Linked DNA regions of Homo sapiens: region 2 is linked to region 1. Evidence: chromatin loops called from intact Hi-C (ENCODE). Cell type or tissue: GM12878. All regions are shown on one strand. Links, peaks and the distances in the headings refer to the core of each region. The heading gives the core; the rest is flanking DNA.

Region 1 (12,199 bases), core at 4,454-9,453:
AGAGAAAATAAATTTGTTCTCCTGGTGACACTGGAGAGGAATTTGGCCTTACGTTCAGGCCTCAAGTGAAGAAGAGATCCCCGGCAGAAGGCACCCCACGCCACTGGTCAGGTGTCTGCACAGGCAGCTTCATGGAAGGGCTATTTAAGTGAGAAAGAGTTGAGCAAGCACCTCTGACCGCCTTCAAGATCCCACAGGTGCAGTGGACTCCTGAGCCACTGGGAGACTAAAGGGAGAAGCATATGTCTGATCAAGGAAAAAAAGTCCACGGCTATGGACAAGAGAATCTGTTTGGTAGACTAAAGTCACCCTGAAATTCTGGGGTTTTAAATAACACATACTCACTTAAGATCTGGCATATGTATTTATACAAAAGACTAGAGCTTCTGGCCAGGAGTCAAGAACAGCCTGTCTGCCCGTGACGCCTAATTACAAATTGGGCTGGAGTTGGGGAGGGGGGTTGGCTATTTGGCAGTAGAAGCAATCATGAACTGCTTTGCAAAAACTGAAATAGAATAAGAAAAATATAATAGGATTCCCTAAGAAAGTGTAGAAGCTGGAAAGAGGCTTTGAGATCCTCCACTCACCTCCCACTTTACTCCCCTAGCTGGCTCCCTCCATCCCCACCATCCCTCCACCTCCTCGGAAGCCTGAGTCCCAGAAAATTAAGCCATGAGTCCAAGTTCATCCAGCTGAAAATCAGGAAGGGCTGCAGCTCAGACCCTGCTGTCTGCACTCCTGGGGTGCGGTGCTTTCCATTCCAGCAAATTTGCTTTGGGGGAAAAGATTTTGATGACAAATGGGCTCTATGCCTTAGAAAAAGCTTCCCTGCAGGAGTTCCTTAAAAAGTCGTTTGTCCTAATATATTTATAGCACAATTTGGCTTCTTAAAAAAAATTGTTTTCATGTCATGAATAGATCCATGGCAAAAAGCAAGGCCTTTTTGCAGAAAACAAAGACTGCTGACATCCTGACCTTGTCTAATGCAAACCTTTTAATTTTGACATAGAGCATCTTGACACTTCACCTCTACCAGGGATTTCCAGTCTGGCTGTCCATCAAAACCATTTGGGGGCTTGCTAGTAATGAGAATCATAGATTCCTAGACTCCAAGCCAGGCCTGCTGAATCAGAATCTATAGGAATGGAGTCCAGGAATTCATATTTTAGAATCTTCCTCGATGACTCAGATGCAGTCTGACACTCGTTCAATGACCACTATTTAGGAACTACTATCCATATCATAGAATATACCAGAGTGAAACTCGCTATTGCATTACAGTAGGTTGCCCTAGAAGAGGGTGCTCCATTGACCCAACCATCAGGGAATTTGTTATGATGACTGAAGAGAGGAAGAAAAATATCATTTATCCCCCAATGGCCTGTTTAGTTTTTGACTGTAGCCTGTTCAAGATGTTAAACATCTTTAAACATCATGTATACATCCAGTTTCTTCCTGAGACTGGAATTCAGTGCAGAGATTTCATGCAGGAAATATTGAGGAATCCAGTGCAGAGGTCTCATTTGTCCCTAAGCCACATGTCTTTAATTTCAGGGACATTCTGCCCTCATCCACATTTACCATCTCTCACCAGGCACTCAGAGACCTCCCTCCAAAGCTCCCAAGCTTTTTTGAGGTTGGGAAGGGAACACTGAATTTTATTTTAAATCTCTTTCATCTTTCCTCTCCTCACCTCAAAATAAAAATTGATCTCTAAGGAGCACAGGTATTGGCTTAACTCGTTCTGAATTACCCTAATCTGGAGTGACTCTTTGTCACTCATCATTTTACAGGTAGCAAGTCACATACCTATTATCCTGTTATCTCCTCCCAGAAAAGAACATTCTAATGGGAACTTGCTGTTCTGTTTTGCCAGCACCCTCAGCAACCAGGCTTCAGAGCCCCTGCTAGGAATGTTATGGGGACTGAAGGTTTCAGACTCCCCCCACGCCTTACACAAACGAGGAGAGAATCAGGTTTCTCACCACTGGCCACAGCAAGGTGGCCATGGGCCCTGCACTTCGAGTAGAGGGGGCCTGGCTTTGGGAGTCAGGCAGACCTGGGTTCAGATCACGGCATTGCTACTGGGTCACATGGATAAAATGAAGGGTCACATTCATTTTATCCGTCTAGGTCTGGTTCATGCTCTGTAAAATGGAAACAATGTTACCTCTGGTACTGGAGTTAGGGGATGTGTATGAAGAGACAGATGATGATTTTGAAAATAATGTAGCTCTATATTAAAACGCTGTGGTTTGCATTACATTTTAATTGGGAGAACAAGATAAAACAGGATGCTCAGTTGAGTTTCAAATAAACAACAGATGACTTTTCATTATAAGTTTGTCTCATGCAATATTTGGGACAAACTTATAACTAAGAAATTATCGCTTGTTTGTCAGAAATTTGAGTTTAACTGAGCTTCCTGTACTGTTACTTCCTAAATCTGGCAACCCTAATTTTAATGGAACATTTTGTTAACAGGGATGAATTAAATTCCTAGACAAGGAAAAGAATTGCTGACTTTAAGAAAATAAAAATAAAACCAGCTTTATTGAGATAAAATTTATCAGCCATATGATTCACTCAAAACAATGTTCTTAGTATAGTATTGTATAACCATAACCATAGCCTGAGTTTAGAACATTTCCATAACCTGACAAAGAAGCCCAGTACCCATGAGCAGTTACTCCCAGTCACTCCCACCTGTCACCCCCAGCCCTACAAGGAATCTGCTTTCCATCTCCACAGGTTTGTCTATCCTGGACACTTTGTATGAGTGAAGTCATTCAGTATGTGGTATTTTGTAATGTCTTCTTTCACTCCGAATAACTTTTTCAACATTCATTAATGTCGTAGTATTGTTGCTTATATCAGTTTTCTGTTATTTTTTATTGCCAAATAATATTCCATTGTATGAATAAACCACACTTTGTTTATCCATTCATCAGATGATGGGTGCTTGGGTTGTTCTGCTTTGCAGCTACTATAAATAATGCTGCTATGAACATTCATGGACGAGTTTTCATGAGGACATATGTTTTCATTTCTCAGATATATACCTAGGAGTGGAATTCCTGGGTCACATGGTAACTCCATTTAACTTGGAATTGCCACACTGTTTTCCAAAGTAGCTACAGCAATGCATGAAGGTTGCAATTTCTCCACATCTTCATCAACACTTACTATTGTCTATCTTTTTGGCTCTAGACATCTCGTGGGTACGTAGTGGTTTGTTACTGTGATTTTGCTTTGTATTTCTTTAATGACTAACAAAACTGAGCATCTTTCCATGTGCTTACTGGCCATTTGTTTATCTTCTTTGGAGAAATGTCTATTCAGATCGTTTGCCCTTTTGTAAGATTGCACTATTTGTCTTTTTATTATTGAGTTGTACAGTTTTTATATTTTCTGTATACGAGTCCCTTATCAGATATATTATTTGCAAATATTTTTCCCATTCTATGGATTGTCTTTCCACTTCCTTAATGACACCACCTGTGGTACAAAAATTTTTAATTTTTATGAGTCCAATTTGTCCATTTCTTCCTTTTGTTGCTTGTGCTTTGAATGTCGTATCTAAGTCATTGCCTAACCCAAATCATGAAGATTTACTCTTTGTTTAATCTGCTGACAGGTTTTCAGGCTCTTTCACTTACACTGGATTTAGAAACCTCTTTGTTCCTAAATGCTTGGAGGGAAAATGAGGTTGTGGAGTGGAGTGGGGAAGAGATGTATGTGTGACTTATAAATAAAAACAGGTATTGAAATACAAAGTAAAATGCCCCTCCAACTTACTCACCCAACAATAATCTTCAGTGTGATTTCCAAATGATCTTTCCACCACAGAAGTTAACCATAAAAATGCCCCTAACATATCCAACATCCCCCTTCCCTCTATCAGCCCCTGGAACTGGCTGGACTGCATAGGGTGAGGCTAGTGCAAAGAGTTTCTTGCCAAGATGACAAGAGGGGCTAAGACTGGAGAGATTAGTAAAGTCAGAGCTAGGAGAGTTGAGGTCCAAATGCCAGCAACAGAAAGGGTGCCTAACACATTGAGAGCAGAGGGGAAAAGGAAGCAAAAGCAAGCAGAGAGATTCCAGAGTCACAAAGCCAAGGGTTTAGGACGGTGGGACAAGATGAAGTGGAAGCAGGTTAGAATCAGTTGTAGAGAGATGAAGGGTATTGAGAAGGAGGGAGTGAGTAGCTGAAGCAATGGTCTGAAAACCCCAGAATTCAAGGCTTCCTGGCCTATGGCTCATCAGAAATGTGAGTCAAGAGTAGGTCAGTCCACTTTCAGGAAATAGGAGTGGGGCAGGAGAATAGGGAACATCAGTAGCCACTGCTCTGGAAAGCCACCACTCCTTTAGATCAGTTACTTTATCTCCTAAACAGTCTCATGAAGGAGTCAATATTGTCTTGCCTATTTTCTAGATATGGACACTTCATCCCTGGAAAATGTATGCATCTAGACTTCTGTTTCCAGCAATATGGAAGCTAATATTATCCAAAGGGCTGTCCTGCTGCACTTATTTTATTGGTAGATTTGTAAGAAATAAGTTTAATGTCCAAGGACCTCGTCCTCACCCCAAAGAAAAACAAACCTGAGCTAAAGAAAACCTGCATTAAGCAGATGGAAAGATGGGGTTGCACTGAGTACAAATGTCAATATCAGCTCTGCAACTGAGACACTAATCGCTAGGCCATCAGCAAGATGGAGGAGCTAAGCCTAAAACTACTATATTAAATTACAGACCCTCAACAGTCTAAAGTGACCCCAAATTCATAGACGTTTTTAGGTCCCAGAAAGAAATCTAATACAAAGACTTTTCGGAGGAAAGCATTTAGATCTATAGGATTCCTACCAATTAAGCACATACAAACATGGCCCCATAATAAAAGACCACCAAATACACAAGAAAATAAGTCACTATGACTTAAAGTTAGCAAACACATCCAACAGTAAACCTGGACTGCCAATATTTCAGAAATTATAATTACTAGTTAGATAATATGAAATAATGTTGCATTAACTGTTAAAGGAAATTAAAATTGGCATTACAAAAATAAGCAAGCAAGAAAAGACCATCAAAATAACCAAAGATATCTAAGAAATAACCCAATAGAACTTTTAGGAATGAAACTATTGTTGAAATCAGAAATGCAATGGATGAGTTAAATAATGGATGAGGCACAACTGAAGAGAGATTAGTGTATTGGAATACAGAGCTGAAGAAATTACCTATTAGTGTAGCACTTCAGTCAAGGAGATGGAAAATATGAAAGAGAAGCTAAGATCTATGAAGGCTAAAATTAAAAGTTCTAAATCACATCTGATAAAAATCACAGAAGGAAAGAATACAGAAAATGGAATTTTTTCAGAGAAAAGTGGCCAAGAAAGTTTCCCAAGTTGATAAAAGACATGAATCCATAAATCCAGGAAGTATACATCCAAAAAGAATAAAAGATATGTGTAGATATAGTGCATTGAAATTGCAGGACACCAAAGACAAAGACGCAATATTAAAAACAGCCAGAAAGAAAAGACAGACCACCCACAAAGACATTAAAGTGACAGCAGACTTCTCAACAATGATAATAACAACCAGGAAACAGTGGAACCATACCATTTCAGTACTGAGAGAACATAAATGTTAACCTAAAATTTGTAACCAACATAGTTTGAAATAAAAAGTAATTTCATAAAATTTTATAAACAAAAAATAAAATGCTTGCTACCAACAGATCTATAGTCAGTAAAATAACATTTAAAAGACATTCATCAGGGAAAAAAATAAAAGATAACAGAAAATGTGTCTATGCTACAAGAAGAAACTGAGCAAATCAAATGGAAAACATACAGGTAAATCTACACAAATTTCTATTTTAACTAAATACTGAACTAAAATACTAAAAAACCACAGCCTGTAAGTCATAAGTATGAAGTATAGGGGGGGATTGCCTGGGGGTTAAAAAGTTTTCTAAAGTCTTATGTTCTTCATTAAAGATTTTGTTTAAAATGCATGTACATGGTAAACTAGGATTGTCCTGAGAAAACACCTGTTGCACCAGCATAAATATTAGCAGCCCCTTTTACTCTCAAAACTGTCCTGGATTGAACGATAAGTTATATTGTCATCCTGCCTATGACACAATCATCCCTCTCTTGGGTACATGTCCTTGTATGTGTGTACTGGGAGATGTGTGCAAAAATGTTCAACAAGAGGGACACTGCTTAGTGGTGTTTTGTAAGCTGCTTAGTCTTCTCACAGAAGGAGATGATGGAGATTAGGGAAACATATGGAACTCTTCACAGTCATGATTAAGAATGGGAGCTGGAAAGTGAGCCTGCCTAACTTTTCATCCCCATGCCACCACTTCCCAGCTCTGAGCCCATGGTCAAGTTGCCAAAGCTCTGTAAGCCTCAGTTTCCTCACATGGAAGATTTGGATAATCACCTACCATGCAGGGTTGTTGGGAGGTCCATTAGCATTCATAACAGAAACTAACATTTAATGAACACTTACTATAGCCACAGGTCTGCTGTGAGTTTTATGTATATAGCTCATTTAATCCTCATGATGACCTTGAAGGTGGGTATTATTATTATTCTCATTTTATAGGTGAGATACCTGAGGCCACATTGAACAACCTATCCAAGGTCACAGAACAAGCACATCTTGGGCCAACACAAAACCTGGGCATCCTGGCAGGAGTGAGGGGCTTTCGGCCACAGAGCCTGGTGCACCATGAGTGCTCAGTACCTGAGTGAGTAAATGGTGGTGATGATGATCATGGTGGTGGTGCCATTCCTATCAGATCAACAGGGGGTAGCAAGGATGGAGGCCTGTAGACTCTCTAGAAAAGGTGACACCGGGGCCCACTGGCACCCAATACATTTTCTAATGCTGCCGGGCTTGAAGCACAGTGTCCCCTCCAGCCAGTTGCTGGTGGCTCCATATTCCAGCTGTGCTTGGAAACATCTTCTGGTGGGCTTTTCAAACACCGCACGCTACCAAGATCCTAAGCCAGTTCCCCAGTTTCACAGAAACGTGTGCAAGCCTGAAGGAAGAGACAGGAGTCTCTCGTTTGGCTTGTGTTTTCAGGCATGATTTACTGTTAAACTTCAGGCAGGGAAACCAACATAAGAAGCAGATGAGAGTCCAGATGAAATACTCACTTCTCCTTTTTCAGTCAAGCACTAGGAGGAGTGTCTAAGGGCTCCCAAATTAATCTCCCATAACATTGCCACCTGGACTGACCTCTGTGTGGCCCTGCCTGTGGCCTTGTTCCTCTTTTGAGTTCTGACTTTCAGTCCTGACTTTCAACAGACCAAATAATGAAAGAAGTGAGCTATCGTCCTTACAGATGAGAAAACAGAGATTCCTCCTGAGGCAAAGGAGCCACAAAGGAGGAGAAGGGGAACTGGGATCTGGAAGGGGATGGCTGCCTCAGGGATCCAGTGACTTTGCTCCACCCAAAAGGTTATGTTGCCTAGGAAGTTTCATGAGCAGGAGAGAGGCGAGAAGTCCTTGTCATAGTAAAATATGGGGCTGGGGGAGAATAAGGAACCCCCTTCCCTGTTTCCTTCCCTCTTCCCTCCCTCCTCCCTCTCTTCTTTCCTCCCTCCCTCCCTTGATTCCTTGGGAGGGCAGGGTGGATGCTGACCCAGGCCCTGGGTATATCCTGGGAACAGGCCAGCCGATTCTATGCTCTGAAGGAATGTGAGAGCCTGCCCCACAAATCACAGTGGAAGCTGCTGAAGAGAGAACCCCTCACTTCAGCCTCTGCAAGCCCCCACACATCACATACAGGCACCCTGGTGTTGGGTGCTGAGCCTAACGAGGCACTGGTCAGGCCTCTGCAGCTGGCTGGAGGTCCAGCCCCAATTTCAGAGCTATCAAGCCTCAATGCCTACATGTGCCACAGCTCCAAAACCCAGCCTCGTGGTCTTAGGATCCAAGATTTTTTGCATCTTTTAGGTTTAGACAGACCCAGACTCCTGACCTGTATTTTTCTTGCTCTTGGGCCTGGCTCCACTTTCCTCCATACAAAGCTATTTACCAGGAGCTAAACAAAAATGATCTCTCCAATTTGCAGCCACGCTGCCTGGCTTTCTGATGTTAAAAGGCCTGATTTGTTAAAGCCTCAAACAAACCTATTGCCTACGTGGGTTTGGTTTCCAAAAGCTGGTCTAGTTCTCCCAGATAGAGCTGATGAAAAGGAGGTGTGGGGACCCATGCCACCCCTGTATAGAGGACCCCTATAAACTCACGTGCTGCCTGATCTGGGGCATTTGGCAGGAGGGGCTCTGTGGCTGTGCCTCAAATCCTTCCAGGAAGTCCCACCAGCTTTGTCTGCCTGGTCTCCTGTGACACCCCAGTGCATTCAGGCGACTCCCAGGCTGGAACTCACTCAGCCAACCCCTGCATGCCGAGGCCTGTCATGTGCCAGGCGTGTGCTAGGAGCTGGAGATTTTACTCTGAGCAAATTAGACATGGCCCCTGTGCTCCCTGCACTTCCATTCAGGGAGGGAGAGCAATGTTAGCTCAAATCCTACTGGAAGTACTCACCTCCAACTGTAATACTCCATCCCTAACCAAGGAAAAATGCAGTATTGCGGGAGGAGGTGGGAGAGGGCCCTGACGGGGTCTGGGAGGGTAAAGCAAGCTTCTCTGACCTTTGAGCTGAGAGTAGAAGGATGCATGAAGAGGGCAATGCTACTGGGGGTGGAGTCGGGGGCAAGAAGGATGTTTTACAGGAGGCAGCTGCATGTGCCAAGGTCCTGAGGCAGGAGGGAGCACACCTATGCGGGGAGCAGACTGTCCAAGGCCTGGAGTGGAAACTGAGGCTGGAAATGGGGCAGCAGTTGGTCCAGAGCCCCTGCCTACCTCAGCGACTGTGCCCACAGTGCTCTCTCCACCCTGCACACCTGGTGCCTGCAAATCCATGTACCTCCCTTTCCTTCTCTTCCTGCCCAATCCCACACCCCTCCCTCCAAGAAACCTCCCTCATTCCCATACTTGTAAATGTCCACTCCCTGCTCTGAGCCCTCTCCTGATATGGAGACACCAAGAAGTCCACAAACCCAAGCTGGGCCTCCCTACTCACCTGACTGTGCCAGGGAGATGCCCAGACAAAGGGGCCCAGTCCCTGCCCCAGAGGGGGCACCAACAAACCATGACTGAGAGCAGGTGATCAGTACTGGCTTGAAGGTGTGCAGAGGTGCCTTCCCCTCCCCAGTGGAGGCACCAAATACTCCCTGAGCCCCTACTCCACCCTGGGCATGGCTCTAAGTCCTAGGGATGCAGCCGTGAGCTCAACAAGCCTATTCCTGCCTTCATGGGGCTTGTACTCAAGAAGAAGGGGCAGAAATAAACAAATGTGTCTGATGCCAGGTGTTGGTAGGAGATTGAGAAACAAAGCAGGTTATCGAATAGGGAGTGCCAGGTGAGTGTGGTAGTAGAATGGGTTTTTTATTAGAGAACATGGGCTGTCTTCTGACAAAGCACCGACAAGACAAAGTCTTTCCATAGTGAGGGGCTGAGTTGTGAGAATACCTGGGGGTGGAGCAGTGCAGGCAGAGGGAAAGGCAAGTGCAAGGGCCCTGGGGCAGGCCCAAGTGCAGCACGCCTGAGGGGTGGCATGCCACCAGTGCATCTGGAATGAAGTGCAGGGGGCAGGTTAGGAGAGGAGGCTGGGGAGATGATGGAGGGTGTCTCAGGATTGTACCCCAGATTTAATTTATAGAGGCAATTGAGTGACAAGAGAGAGAACCACGAGGTGAAGGACTGGACAGGGCCAAGACACAAAGAGTGAGGCAGAAGCCTAGGCCAGCAGAGCCCTCATTGTGGTTTCCTCAGGAAAGGCCAGGCCAGGCAGAGGAAACAGCCCAGGACCAGCTAGTCTGAATCGTGTTGGGGGACCTCTGGACTCTGGGGTGGTCTCTAGATGCTCGGTATCTGGTTCAGGGGTGGTTTAGGGCAGGGGAAATATTGGTTAGTGTGTGAGTGAGATAGAGAAGGTGAGTGGAGAATGGGCCCTGGACTGGTTGGTTACATGTGAGTGGTGGTGGGCTTGCAGGCAATTTGCTTTCTGGCCAGTAAGGTCCCCAAGATGTCAAAGCATCATAAAATATAGAAAATACCAAACATGATTCATTCCTAGGGGTCCAGAGCGTGCAGGGCCTCACAGGCCACGGGGAAGAGCTGGAATCCCCTCTCAAGGATATAGAAGCCTGTAGATGGGGAGATCTATCTGGGAGTGGCTGAGAAGCTACGGAGGGAGGCTGCCTGTGAGCTGAGTCCAGAGACAAGGGCAGGGACGGGAGGCGCAGGAAGAGGGGGGTAGTGGGAACAAGGACTGTAGGGCGTGACTGTGCATCAGGAAGGGCGAAGGGTCTCGGGGTGTGTGGTCGGGTCAGCAGTGGGAAGTGGAGGCAGGAGCTGGGTTGCAGAGGGCTTGCCTGGAGGGTCGTGGTTGAGATTGAAACCATAGCTCTGAGGCCCAAGAATCAGCTGTCAGAAGTCCCCAGGTTGGAGAGTGGCTGATCAGATCTTTCCACTGCAGGTTATGATTCTTTCTTTTACGTTCTATGGTTGAGCTATACCTTCTCCCTCCGGGACCCTGAGAATTCCTGAGGCCAGAGCCAGTTCTTGTCTCAACTGTGAATCCCCCTTAAACCAGGCCCCATGGCTGTGTGCTTTACACGCGTTAGGTCACATTGTGTCACTTCAGCCCCTGCCAGTGCTCTGGGATAGGCACAGTCTCTGCCTTTATTGAAGGTAACTAAAGCTCAGAAAGTAAATCATGTGCCTAAGGCCACAGAGCTAATATAACACGGAGTCAAGACTCAGACGCACCCAGTGGTGTCCCCGTGAATGTTTAGCCAGTTCTCTGGGAAAAGAGAACTGATTGTTAGTGTTTGCCAATTTCTGTGGTGTAAATACTCCCACCATGGCTGATTCCAAGCTGCCAGCATGAGCTCATGGAAGGCAGAGTTGGGGAGCAACCATTATACAGTATTTCCACCAGAAGGATATTACAGACATAAATAACCTCAAAAGCATAGATCAAGAGTTGGCAAACTTGACCTGGGCTATGGGCCAAATCTAGTGCTACATGTTTATAAATAGTTTTACAGGAGTACAGCCATGCCCATTCTTTGATGCATTGTCTGTGGCTCCTTTTACCTTAAAACAGCAGACCTGAATAGTGTGTCAGAGACAAGAAAGCCTAAAATACTTACTATCTGCACTTTCATAGAAAAACTTTGGAAACCTCTGATACAGATGGTAATACAATGTTATAAAATAATTAGAAAATGATGAGTTTTGAGTATTTATTTTCTGTTTTTGATATAATTTATTTAATTGCAATTTTCTACAATTTCATTTTTAATATATGTTTAAAAACCAGCTGCAAAACACTTACAAATTTAGCAATCCGCTTTTGCAAGCTGGAAATATCCCACTCCGGCACACCACTGAATTACGTCTGCCTCCAAATCATGTGCTCTTTTCTTGACACATTTTCTGAATGAATGAAAGCATGCATGCATGAACAGACAAGTGGTCAGACCGAAAGAGAAGGGCCCTTGGCCTGCATGTTGGGAAATGTTGCAGACTTCAGCAAGAGCACAGATGCCTTCACCAAAGGCCTGATGACTGTAAGAATGAAACTCAGCTGACCTATTTAAAGCAGTTAGAGGAAGAATGGAGACTTAGCAGGTGAGAGAGGGAAACTAGAGAAGGGGCCTTCATAGGGCAATCAGGCCTAATTTTCCACGAGCAGAACCAGGATCAACAGGGCACCACAAAAGGTCTGTGTCCACCTCAGTGCAAGGCCTGTAGGCCCCATTGTCAATAGAAATGAAAGTCTAATTAATAGACACTGTTTTGCCCCATGCTGAATGCACTAAAATCTAACTTGGTTCTTTAAGAAGTGGAGGAGCAGAAGTGGCTTGTGTGAGGACCTTAAATTTTTCTTTAGTAGAAACCTTTATGCCTAACAGGAAATCATTTGAAGTGAAAATCACATAAGCAGAATTATCAGGTCTAAGAGCATGTGACTTGACCCTGTCTTTGGCAAGGGCTGTCTTGGGAATAAAGATGCCTACACTTGAGGTGCTATGCACAAACACAAACACACACATGCACACATTCACACAAATACACACACACACACACACACACACACA
Region 2 (12,199 bases), core at 3,934-8,933, 150 kb before region 1:
GCCAAGTCTCTGCATGTCTCTGGGCCTCAGTTTCCCCGTCCATATGGTGGGATGACTTCTAAGCCGTGTCTCTCCGCCATCATCCTTGCCTGAAGTCTGGGAGCCCTGGTCATGCGCACTGCCCCTGTGGACCACCAGGGAGCAGCCTTTCCCCACCAAAGACACTGGCCTCTCCGAGTTCCCGTCGGTGTCCTTCTTGGACACAGCCTGGGTATTGTGGGGCCTTGCCTGGCTTATGAATCGGCGATTGTGCCCAGCCCCGAGCGGGCATCTACAGAAAGGGCCCATTGTCTGCAGTGAGGCTTTTTGTTCCAGCAGTGGCCTGGGGAAACTGGGATTGGGCTGGGGGCCTGACTGGTTCCCAGGGGCTCCTGGTGGGTGTTGGGGTGTGAACCCAGGCGGACCCCTCTCCGCTCTCCCCCGCTGTCCGCCCCGATCCCATCTACCAGGCTGCTGTGCCGGGCACCGCTCACCTGTGCCTCGGCTCTGTCCGAGATTCTCGCCCCTGCAGACCTCCTCTGCCACCCTCTGAGGCCCATAGCACGTGCTCCTTCCTCCAGGCCGGGGTTCCTGTTACTTCCTTTAGCCTCATTCAATCCAACTGCACTTTAAGAGGGTAGGTGTCGGGAGCTGGGCTTCTCCCTGAGATTTTGGCTCCAGGCATTACCGCAGCCCGGTTTTCTTTTCCCTTTCACTGCAGCGGAGGGACGCCCAGGCTTTGGGCGCCGCCTGGGTCTGCAGCAGAGGCAGTGGCCTAACCCTGAGAGGTAGCCCAAGGTCAGGCCAGGGTCTGCGTCCTCCCCTCAGCTCTGCTGTCACAGACGACTGTGAACCCGCGGAGCTCCCATCTCTGGAGCCTGGCCTGGGCCAGCGGCTCACAGTGCTGCGTGCGCAGTGCCTGGCTCAATCCCACCTGCAGCCTGGGAAGTCACAGGGTCACCCAGGGCTCCACGGCCTCCCTGACCACAAAAGGGGAATCGCTGCAGCTCCTGGCAGTGGGCGTGGTCCCCTGTGAGGCTCCGGGGCTTCCAACACCTGAAAATGTAAGCTAAGTGTGTTCTGGGAATGGTGAGGCCTCATCTTACTCTTTTTTTTTTTTTTTTTTTTAACTATCTCTTGCTTCAACCCAGGGCAAGATCTGGAACTGAACCTTCAAAGGAAAGAGGGAGGAGGGTGGGAGGGTGCCTGTCACCTCCCCGAGGGTAGACCTGGGTTTCAGTCCCTGTTCGGCTGGCCATGGGAGTCAGGGATCTCCCTGCTGCCATCTCTGAACCTCGGCTTCCTCTACTGTTAAATGGGGGTTAAAAAGATGCTCTTCTCATTCTGGGGGTGGAGGGAGAGTCAGGATTAGAGCTATTTTCAGTCTCTGACATGTGAAGCTGGGGCTGCATAAGAATCTGTAGGGTATTTTATTAGCAGAAAAATTGTTGTATATAAATGTCATCTGGCTGTACCTAATCCTGTCCTTAGTGCATCAGAAGTGACAGTTAGTACAGGCAAGGAAAGCTCTAGCTTTCCATGACTACTAATCCCACAGAAACTAAAGCAAATTATTCACTGCGGGACAAGAATTTATTGTTAAAACATTTGACCCTGGTGTTTAAAAATATAAGCAGCTTTTTTGGAGGACACTGGTGGGTTTGAAAGTGACCATTTGGGGCAACAGCATGGTGAGTCTCTCTTGGTCCTTAAACCTGAAGCCAAGCCTGCTTTTTCACCTCCTGTGACCCCTGAAATGCCCGTGCGTAAGTGGGCCCAAGATACCCCCGGCAGCCCCTGATGCCCCTGGGGAGGGAGTCGGCCTGTTGATTGCAGCTTCTAGAATTCAGTCTCTTGTATGCTGTCTCTATTATAACACCATGCCTAATGCTGAGATTGCATTTTTCGGGGGCTTTGTTTTTCTAAATTGTTTATCCCCTTGACTCAGGTGAAGAGCAGATGGCATTAGAGAAACTGAGGCAAATGGTCAGTCTGCCATGCTGGGCTGAGGGATGGTGACATGGGGCACCCCTGCCCTGGCCTGGGGCTCAGCCCTCCCAAGACATGCTGGTGCCCAGGCTCCCCCAACCCTGCTGTTCTGGGTGGAACAGTCCTGTGACTTCAGTCAAAGGAGACACACCAAGCATGGCCCCTGGCTCAGGAGGGCTCCCCCCTTGCCCCCCTTCTGGCAGGAGGTCAGGGGACTGCACGGAGGAGCCAGCAACTGCTGGGGCCCCATCTTCCCACCTGGCAGCAGCGTTACCCCCTCCCTACTTCACCTCTCAATGCCTTTATCTGTCAGAGCCCAGAGGAAAAGACCCCGCCTCCATGAGGCCCTCCATGGTCCCATCAGCATGTTTCTGAGAGACACCCTGGTGGATGTCATTGCCCCAAATCTTCTGTTCCATTTAAGATTCTTGGTGGAAACTTAAGGCAAATGTTGGGAGGATACTGGATAGTCCATGATGAAACTGGGCTTCAGAGGGCTGGGAGCTCCTGGGAGTCCACCCACCCTCCTTCTCTGGGTGGCTGCTACAGATTCAAACTCCCAGAGGAGAGTCCATTTGGCCAGTGAGGACCACAGGCCGCCTCATTGTTGAGAGTGGGGCGGTCACAGAGCTGGACAGAACAACACCAACAGGGAGGCAGGGTGCCCCAGGTGAGCCAGGAGGACACACACGCCAGGGTCAGCTAGGCACCCCTTCCCGGGCCTGGGGCTCAGCCCTCCCCGAGGCATGCTGGTGCCCAGGCTTTCGGCGAGCCTGGTGGGGCTGCAGGAATGGAGTTCCCCCTCGGACACCTGAGACGTCACCCGGTTGGGGAGTGTCAAGTGCGGGGCAAACACCTGCACAGGCCAAGGCTCTGGAGGCTACGCCCGCTACCCCCGGATAATGGTGCTCAGAAGAAGTCCAGGAAACTTAACTCTCGCTTGCCTTCCAGTGAACGGGAGCATGGGGTCTGTCCACACTCCCCCACAACACAGGGCGATTGTTGTAGAGCAGAGCTGGACATGCCCCCGGCCCTGTTTACAAGGTGGCATCCAGGGGTCTGCACTGTGTTTCCGGTACACTGGGGCTTGTTCATTTTCAAAGGACCCTCGGAAGGGGAGAATGTTCTCAGCGGTTTATGCTTTCTCGGATGAGCTGTGCATTGCTGCTCCTTTGGGGCTGCAAATCTTTTCAGCCACGAAGACAAAACAGTTCCTCCCGCTTTGTTCTTCTCAACCCTCAAAGAAGCCCCTTTCAGGGTGAGGCTTGTCAGCTGTGTCTTTGGGAACCTGGAATCAGCAGAGGCCTGGGTCACTTCCCCCATGGCTTCTAAGCCTCCAAAGGCCCACAGCATGCGGTTCACACTCTGAGGTTGGCACCAGCCCTGGACCAGGCCCTGGCTCCTCGCCAGCCTCCCTCCTGCCATTCTCCTGTCTCCTGACCTCCCTCTGTACCTGGGGACAACTCAAACCAAGCACTATTCTGCAAAGGTATCTCGGTCCCTGACCCCAGCCCTGGACAGGCACTGCACTGGGCAGGTGCTGGGTGCCCCAGGAGTGTCTCCCCGTGAGTACGTAGTGAGTGCATGGGGACAGTGCAAGCCCCTGGGGCACCTGCGCAGGAGGCAGGTGGAGACGGTGGTTTGCTCATCAGCCCTTGAAGTAAATGTGGAGGTCCATCTCTGGGTAGGAAGAGAAGAGGTTTAAACAGGACAGTTTGAAGCGGTAAATGATGGAATGCGATGACGGAGCAGAGTGATCACCCTCCTTCTCCCCCAGCCAGATGTCTTATGTGGGAGAGAGGATTACACCCCTGGGTGAGTTACTGCCAACTGTACTTCCAAGCAGATTCAAGACCCAGGTTGGCAGGAGCAGGGCACAACCCACAGAAGGCAGCCAGTGTGCTTGGTTCTGGTCCAAGCCCCCATTCCACCTGCCCACTGAGCATCCCTGGGCAAATCAGGTCACTTCTCCAAGTCCAATTTCCTCATCTGCAAAAGGTGCATCTGTCTTGAGGAACTGCCAAAATAATCCACCATGAGAAGGCAGCAAAGTCCACCTGGCCCACGGTTGGGGCTCAACAAATGTCAGATGCATTTTTATGAATTGGAATCTTATTCAAAACAACTGAGAAGGTGCAAAAGGTGGGTGCTTAACTCCAGGTGCACTTTGCCAGTTCTAAAAGTGCCCCGGGTGCCGTCGTTTATTTTATTCAAAATCCTTGATGTGGCCTTGAGCAGGGATTCAGTACAACAGGTCAGAGCTCATACCTGGGAGTCCCATACACTTTCATCCTGAGGCTGCCTCCCCCAGCTCTGTGATCGTGGGCAGTTTTGCCTTGTCAGTTTCAATCCTGTGGTATCCCCTGTGCCCAAGACAGTGCCTGACACACGTAGATATTCAATAAATGTTTGCTGGTTGAATTTAAGTTACTCAACATTACTGGGTCTCCACTTCTGCCTCTGTGAAATAGAAATTATAAAAAACCTGCCTCAAAGGGCTGTTGTGAAAATTAAATGAGATGACCCAGAAAATGCGCACAGCACGCAACTTATTAAAAGCTACCTGACAAGGAGTCAGCTCTGATCTAAGGATCATTCCCCTTGAGTTCATAGAGGCTCTCGGATAACCAGAATCCTCAGTTATGCAGAGCAATCATCACATCCATGAGCTTGTTGCCTCTTCACGAACCACAGGAATTTTACCTTTCAATCGAAACCTCTAGAAACCTATTTGTTAAAATAAAATTCAGTCTGTCTTGGCAAAACCCTAAGAGCATGTGGAGGAGAACACAGAGGCAAGTGTTGGGATGGATATTTGGCCTCAAGTGTAAGGATACGGCCCCGGGGCCCTGGCGAGAGGGCGCACATGCTGGGAGTCTGGGTGGCTGTGACTTGAATTCTCAGAACAGACAGTTCAGGAAAAGCGAGCAAGTCCAGAGATGTTCTCTCCGCCAATATTGAAATTGCCTTTGGAAACTTTTCACAGGCTGCTAAGCCAAGTGAGAGAAAGAAAATTGAGGGTTTATGTATTTTTTAAATCAAAGAATCCTAATTCCAATAAAAAATAATGCCCTTCCATGGCCAATTGCCATCTCCTCAGCTTCTTCGTTTCTTTTTAATAAAAATTTTTATTGTGCACATTAGGTTAACCAGACCTATGCACACCCTCTCTCTGAAACTCTGAGTCACTCAAGGGGAACCACTCCTGGCTTATGCCTGGATTTTGAATCAGGACGGCTCCCTGGGAAAGAAGTCAGTTCATGTGAGCTCTCCAGAGATCAAGTTGGGCAGCTCTTCTGATCAGAAGCTAAGGGACTAAGCATTTTATTTATTTATTATTTTGAGATGGAGTCTCTCTCTGTCACCCAGGCTGGAGAGCAGTGGCGCAATCTCAGCTCACTGGAACCACCACTTCCCGGGTTCAAGCGATTCTGCTGCCTCGGCTGTTTAAAGTAAAAGATGCTGGTTTTGATGGCACTGAAGCCATTGCATGCACTGCCCGCTGGTCCCCAGTTAGATTCCCAAGATCCAAAGTCAGGAGGAAGCTTGGGACCTGGGGGGAGGGAGCTGGGGCTGCACGGTGCTCTCTGAATATATTTTTCATGAGAATATTTCATTTGCATGAGGCAGACAGGAACGGTCTGAATTCTGTGACTGCTACTTGTTGTCCGTGTGACCTCAGGCAAATTAGTTAACTTCTCTGCATCTCAGTTTCATCACCTGTCAAATGTGGAGGAATAATACCTGCCTCCCAGTGTGGTTGGGAAGGTCCAAGCATATGCTATATGTAAAGTCTCTAGCACGGGGCTGCGGGAAGCTGATGATGCCCAATACATGGTGTTAATAAGATGATTATGATCATGATGCATATGAATGTTGTCAGTAGCAAACCCCAGCATTTGTCATCCCTCAAACCATTATTAAGTGTTGGAAGTGGGTGGGTAAGTTCACAGGTGCATCAGCTATTGCTGCATAACAGCCAATCCCAAAATCCAGTGGCTTAAAATGATAATCATTTATTATTTATAGCCATGAGTCAAGGCTGAGGGTTGGGAGATCTCCTCTGGACTCAACTGATTTTGGATGAGTTTGGTTGTGAATCCAAGGGTGTTTGGCTGTTGGCTGGTGTAGGCTGGTCTCATCGAAGGCTACTGCAGCACACCAGTGGTGCAAGAGAGAGCAGGCAGACTATGAACATCCTCTTGAGAGCTAGGCTCAGAACGAGTACACCCTCACACCTGCCACTGGCTATTGGTCAAAGCAAGTCCTGAGGCCAGTCCAGATTCTCAGGTAGGAAACAGGCTCCACCTCTTCAATGTGGGAAACTTCTGTCACAGAGCAGTAAGCGTGGGCACTGAAATCGGTGAGGAACTGCGGCCACTGAGGCAGCCAGCCCCACTGGCTTTGTGGGCCTGAGTAAAATCGAGAGTAAAATCGAGGCACAACCCCAAGGGCTTTGTGGGCCTGAGTAAAATTGAGGGTATCCTGTGAAAGCTTGGCCTTTCCAGCATCAATCATGCAGAGATCTGTGCCTCTGCAGAGCGCCTGCTTGACACCAGCCCCTGCTCCACCCATGGAGGCCTTTCCTGGGGCTTCCGGGCCTTGAGGGGCCAGGCCTATAGCACTTTTCAGAGGTACAGAGTGTTTTTTGGGACAGGAGCTAAGCCATGGCTGATCCAGAGAGCCAGGTGTTGGCCACAGAGGCTAAGTTTCCTCGAAGCCCCTGAGCCTTTGGCCAGTGACCGCTCTATTCTGCTGGGTGTGTAGTGAAGGGTGGGGCAGAGTCAGCAGCCTCCAAGGTTGGGGGAGGTGGCTCTGGCTGTGTGACACAGTCACAACAAATATCCCTGAAGTCCTGCCACTGTCCGAGCCTTATCTCTGCCTCCACACACTGACAGAAGCACTCCCTCCCTGCAGTGCCCTTCAAGGTGGCCAACAGCCTGGTGGCCTCATCTACAGCACTTACCTGGTTCAGCAGAGAAGCTGGTTCTCTATGGTCATCCAGCTACAAGGACTGCACCTCCCTCAAAGGGACTGTAAGGGATGCCCCCAGCCTCCTCATACAACTGTGACTGTCCTGGTCTTCATTCACTGACACAACCAAAGCTGAGACCTTCCATAACCAGACAGCAGGCTCTTGGTCACCTGTAGATCCTGGAGGGCTTCAAGGGACAAACATGGTGGCAAATGTGGGGCATCTTCAAGAGAGGACCACACTGTGAAGGGGACATGCAGCTGTGGCTGCAGATTTGCCTTGTCATGGGGCGAAGGCACATGCAGTGTGGGGGCTTTTTAAAAATCTGAGAGTCAGCCGGGCGCGGTGGCTCACGCCTGTAATCCCAGCACTTTGGGAGGCTGAGGCGGGCAGATCATGAGGTCAGGAGATCGAGACCATCCTGGCTAACACAGTGAAACCCCGTCCCTCTAAAAATGCAAAAAAAAAAAAAAAATAGCTGGGCATGGTGGCGGGCGCCTGTAGTCCCAGCTACTCTGGAGGCTGAGGCCGGAGAATGGCGTGAACCCAGGAGGTGGAGCTTGCAGTGAGCCGAGATCATGCCACTGCACTCCAGCCTGGGCGACAGAGTGAGACTCCGTCTCAAAAAAAAAAAAAAAAAATCTGAGAGTCAAGAGAGCAGAGTGGCTTTGGGGCCAGACAGCCATTGGATGTGGGCTCAGCCACCATTCACCAGCTGTGTGACATGGCTGAGTCAGTCATGGAAATGGGAGTATGAGATCACCTACCTCCTACAGGAAGTGGGGTACCTTGAGGACAGAATGGGCACACAGCTCTGGGCACAGATAAGGCGGCTGTGAAACGGTCAACGTTACCATTGCCAACCCAAGGGGAGGCAAGAAGAAGCCATGGAAACCTAGGGGCCTCCTGAGAACGTTTCTGTCTTCTCGGGAAACAGGGCAGTGTATTTTGTAGACTTGCGCTCCTTCCTGAACTCTGTTTCTGTCCTTGTCCCTGGATTAACTCTCCACCCAGCAGCCAGAATGACTTTTAGGAAGCCAAGTCAGCTCACGCCACCCTTGTGGTCAAAACCTCCCAGTGACCTCCCAATGTCAAGGCACTTAGAATAACATTCCCATTCCTTCTGATGGCCTGTACGATGGCCCTGTCACTCTCCTCCTCCTCTGCTCCCCTTCCCTTGCTCACCTGGCTGCAGGTCAGGGCTCCTTGCTGCTCCCTGAAACTGCCAAGCTCATTCCTTCCCTCTGCATGGCCTTTGCCCGGCTGATCCTCCCCATCCCTGCCTGGCATGCTCTCCCCTCGGAACATGGCGTGGCTCACTCTTGTACATCCTTCCGGTCTCTGCTCAAACATCACTGTTGGGACAAGTCTTGTCTAACCCCAGCCCTGTCATCACCTCGAACCCCATCCAGCTTAGCTTCAGTCACAGTGTTTCACTTTCAGAAATGATACATCTATAGTCGATTGTTTGAACGATTTTTAACTATGGCAGGGGATTTCTCTTGTTCCCTAGTGCTAGGATGATGCCTGCCACACAGGAGGCCGACAGCTGGACACACGAGTCTGTAATATGAGGCTTATAGGTTCTTTGAAGGCTCAAAGGGCTACCTCATCTAACCCTTACAGGGATCCTCTAATACAGAAAGAATAGTAGTCCCATTCTACAGATGAGGACAGCAAGGCTTAGGAGCTGACACAACTTGCCCGGACCACAAGACTAGTGGATCCGAGACAGGAACCCGGTCCCCTGGCTCAGGCTTAGTGTTCTGCCCAGTGCCTCCTGGGTGTGCCTGCCTGTGTGAGGAATGCCTGGCGGCTGCCAGAGCCAACCCGCCTCCAGGGCCCAAGGCCAGGTGCACTCCCAGGTTTGCCCACTACAAACAAAGGGAGACTTTGGGTGCCAGTTGTTTTAGGACCCTGGGAATCACAAGAGCAGTTGTTGTAGACGATGCAGCAGGCACTCCCAGTGAGCACATTATATGGGGGTTGTCACGGTCACAGGGAGCCGCATCATTTACATGCTAATGACAGAGCCGGTGCAGGAGACCCGGGTTGGAGCGGGATGGTACCCACCAGAAATCGCACACTTTGTCTTATGGCCATTTCCATTTTCACAAATTCTGAAACTAAAACAGGACTTTTCTCTTACTTGGAGCAGATGTTAATTTGCAATGCAGAAGCCTCCATTTGTCGATGATTTTCCATTATCCCTATAATTGCCCCCACATACAGTGCTCGATAAAGTTTTAAACCTGTCCTCTGGGAACACCAAGTCAATAATGGGATCATTGATTAGGTTGTGAAAATGGTCTCCTAGCACTAGGAAGATTCACTGCGGAATCCTGGGACAGGGGCCTTGATGTGGCTGTTTCTGTCCCGTGCCTTGGGTCTCCCTGGATCTGCAGATTAGGAAGGGGCCGAGGCAATCAGAGGCCATGTTTTTACTGAAGATGAGCCTGGGAGGCAATTGGACACCAGAAGACTTTTCCAAGCATCTGTAGCCACCGCCCCCCAAAAAAGTGCTTTGGTGGCCCTGGAGTGGGTCACTGTAGTTTATGTGTGGCAAAGACACCCTCTGGTTTCTAGCTGTGTGACCTTGGGCAAGTCACCTACCATCTCTAAGCCTCAGGTTCCTTGTGTGTATGATAAAGGAAATAATAACGCCTTTGCCTATCTCCCAAGGGGGTTGGGAGGATGAAAGGACAGAAATCAAAGATGTGCTAAATGCATTTGCAGACTCTGACACACATTCTGTGCTAGCTGATGTGGTTAGCTCTTTGAAACTTGAAGTGAACTTTCCAGGTTACAGTTTGCGGGATCTGCCTTCCTGATGTCAGTAACTGACATTTTAACAAGCATTACTAAGCACTTCCCATGGTGCAGACACTGCGCAAGGGAAGGACTGAAGAAACAAAGCTGATTAAAACATGGGCCTGTCCTCAAGGAGCTCCCAGCACACAGAGAGGAAGCAGGTCATTGCCATAAGTCATGCTCAGTATCCTGTCAAGACCAGCCCAGGATCAGGGAGCCTGAGAAGGCCAGGGGAGGGGAGACTTTAGGCTTTCAGGATGGAATGACTACAGTGTGAAAAATGCCTATGAGTATGATTATTATTACCTCCACTTTACAGACTATATAGAATCAAGTCTCTGAGAGTTAAGTTATATGACAAATGAAGGATGAAGTTGGCCTTGAGCTAGGGTGACCAACAGTCCTGGTTTGTCTTGGACTTACAGGGTTAAAAATAGTTAAGTTCCAGGAAAACGGAGATGATTTGGTCACCCCACTTTGAGTTATGCCCGACTCTGTGGTCTTATCACTGCTCTGCTCAAAGCACAGGGACAGGCTGTTTCTGTTGGCGAAACACCTTGCTGAGCTGTAGTTCCCTGTTGGAGGTTCAAGGCCAATCTCGGTGTATCTGTATATTGTTGCTCTAATACCTAATACCTTTCTACATCCTTCCAACATCCTAATCTCAGTGCTGGTTGGAGGAGGGAAGCACAGAGGCTATAGGCTTCAATTATGGGAAAATAGGGGGTTGTAACTTGCCCAAGGTCACAGGCTGAGATGGGGCAGAATGGGGATGCCAAGTTCAGCACTCTTGCCCTTTTGTCCTTGTTCTCCACCTTTGGTGAAGGCCTCCTGAGAGCACCATAAGAAATACAAGCTTCTATTTGAGTTTGTGTGAGATACTGTTTGGGTTTCCCATGAGTTGCTGGCTCAGCACTTGATTGGCATGTGAGCAAGCCAATGAGATTGAAGTGAGAGCTGGCTGGGTGGGCCACTCAGAGTGGTAGGCAGAATTGGCAGTTAAGGAAAGAAGCAGAAATGTATAAGTTTCCATGTGCTTCTCAGGGGCCAGGCTTCCTCAGAACCCTTCCCTTCCAGCTTGATTCGCTGTTATGATCCAACAGCGACATTGTGAAAGGCAACACCAGACATTGTGAAAGACATGACTAAGAGGTGTGCTAGACGGCACAGCTCTTTCCGGGGCACCCTTTTGGATCCATGTATCTCAGAACAAGTAGTTCCTCTGGAACCCACCAGGGGAGGGCTATTCTCTGTTAGGAAGACAACTGATGGTGTGGCCAGAAGAAACAAGGAAAAGCCCTGGTCTAACTTCTCTGCATTCTTCTTACTCCCATAAAGCAGGATGGCCTTCAACTCAGAATCGCAGGCTATTCCAGCAGGATGGAACCCTTGGCCTCAACATCATGGGATGGTTGAAGACATGAAAGTCCTGTTTTGCCCCTTCCAGTTTCTTGGTCACCCCCTAAAACCATACGGTTGAGAAATAAAGGAGACGAGGATGTACTGCATTCCCTTTTCCTCTCATTGCTATCTAGCATGGTTGAAAGCACTGCTTCTTACTTGCTAAAGCCCTTTAGGAAGTTTCCACACTTACGGCCTTAGGCCCTAAAGCAGCAGGCCATTTGCAAACTTTAGTGTTTATCAGCATCACTGCTGATTTTGAACACAGACTTCTGGGGCCTACCAGCTATGTTTCTGACTTAGTAGGTCCAGGTGAAGCCTGAATTCCCAGGTGATGTTGTTGGGGCTGGTCAGGGACTACACTTTGAGACTCATACTGCTCCAGGCTATTCCATGACAAATGCTTTCACCCCTTTGGAACCTCACTTTCCTCAGCTGTCAAAGAGGGCCAGTACTGACTTAGCAGGAGCATAAGCTGAGTTATAGGAGATGACAAAGGGGGAGGGCATCTTCTTGTGCCTGGTACTCATAGCAGAGTCTCAACTATTGTGAAAGTCCCTTCTTGCTGGACCCGGAAGAGTTTCTTCTCACAATCCAGTGATAAAGTAGGTAAAATGTCTTCTTTGTCCAATGCTCAAGTTTAATAAATGGAGGGCTTGTCACCATGCAAAGGAGGCTGTGAGATCCTGGCAAAATAATTACTGGAGAATTTGTGGGAGGCAGCAACATACGGATGCTCAAAAGCACTTTGAGCCTCCTTTTTCTGAGTCCTCCCTGGGAGGTGCTGGTAGAAACGGCTATCAGCAAACATGATCTTTGCACCATGGCCAACGTGGGGTTAAGTCAGTCTGCTCAGTCTTCCATCTCCCCTCCTCCGGGTTTTTCTTACTCTCGCTCACACCCACCCCCAACCACTCCTGCTTTCTCTTCCAGGGCAAGTTTAATAAGCTAGTATCAAAACCATCTAGGCTTGGAGCTTTCAAAGATTTAAGACTTTTAAATGTGAAGCACCTCATTATATCCGACTATTTTCAATAAAAAAGA

Evidence for each region. Hi-C counts contacts between places; a loop is a spot of excess contacts. Peaks named below come from ENCODE experiments on the same cell type or tissue, not always from the same donor. Only the 100,000 strongest peaks of a DNase experiment are listed, where the experiment ranks them.
Region 2: it touches region 1 in a loop (7-fold over the local background); 2 of 110 quality-filtered maps call a loop at or near these places.

Annotation. Positions count from the first base shown.
Region 1 is chr10:123,397,840-123,410,038 of GRCh38, reverse strand. All of the region lies in intron 6 of LINC02641 (long intergenic non-protein coding RNA 2641), which reads right to left. Among named protein-coding and RNA genes, the nearest start is that of LINC02641, 56 kb to the right of the region's middle. RefSeq lists enhancers at 6,904-6,993, 11,645-11,954. In GM12878, for the core only: no CTCF peak of the experiment used is centred there; a DNase peak (open chromatin) is centred at 7,218; H3K4me3 peaks cover 508 bases; H3K27ac peaks cover 3,590 bases.
Region 2 is chr10:123,547,468-123,559,666 of GRCh38, reverse strand. LINC02641 (long intergenic non-protein coding RNA 2641) reads right to left here. Exons shown (of 12, transcript XR_007062326.1): 10 at 6,935-7,130; 11 at 1-3,256. LOC105378530 (a long non-coding RNA gene) reads left to right here and starts at 977. Exons shown (of 3, transcript XR_946395.3): 1 at 977-1,043. RefSeq lists enhancers at 602-1,320, 5,904-5,963, 8,237-8,746, 8,747-9,257. In GM12878, for the core only: a CTCF peak has its summit at 4,009; DNase peaks (open chromatin) are centred at 5,686 and 6,316; H3K4me3 peaks cover 1,075 bases; H3K27ac peaks cover 3,242 bases.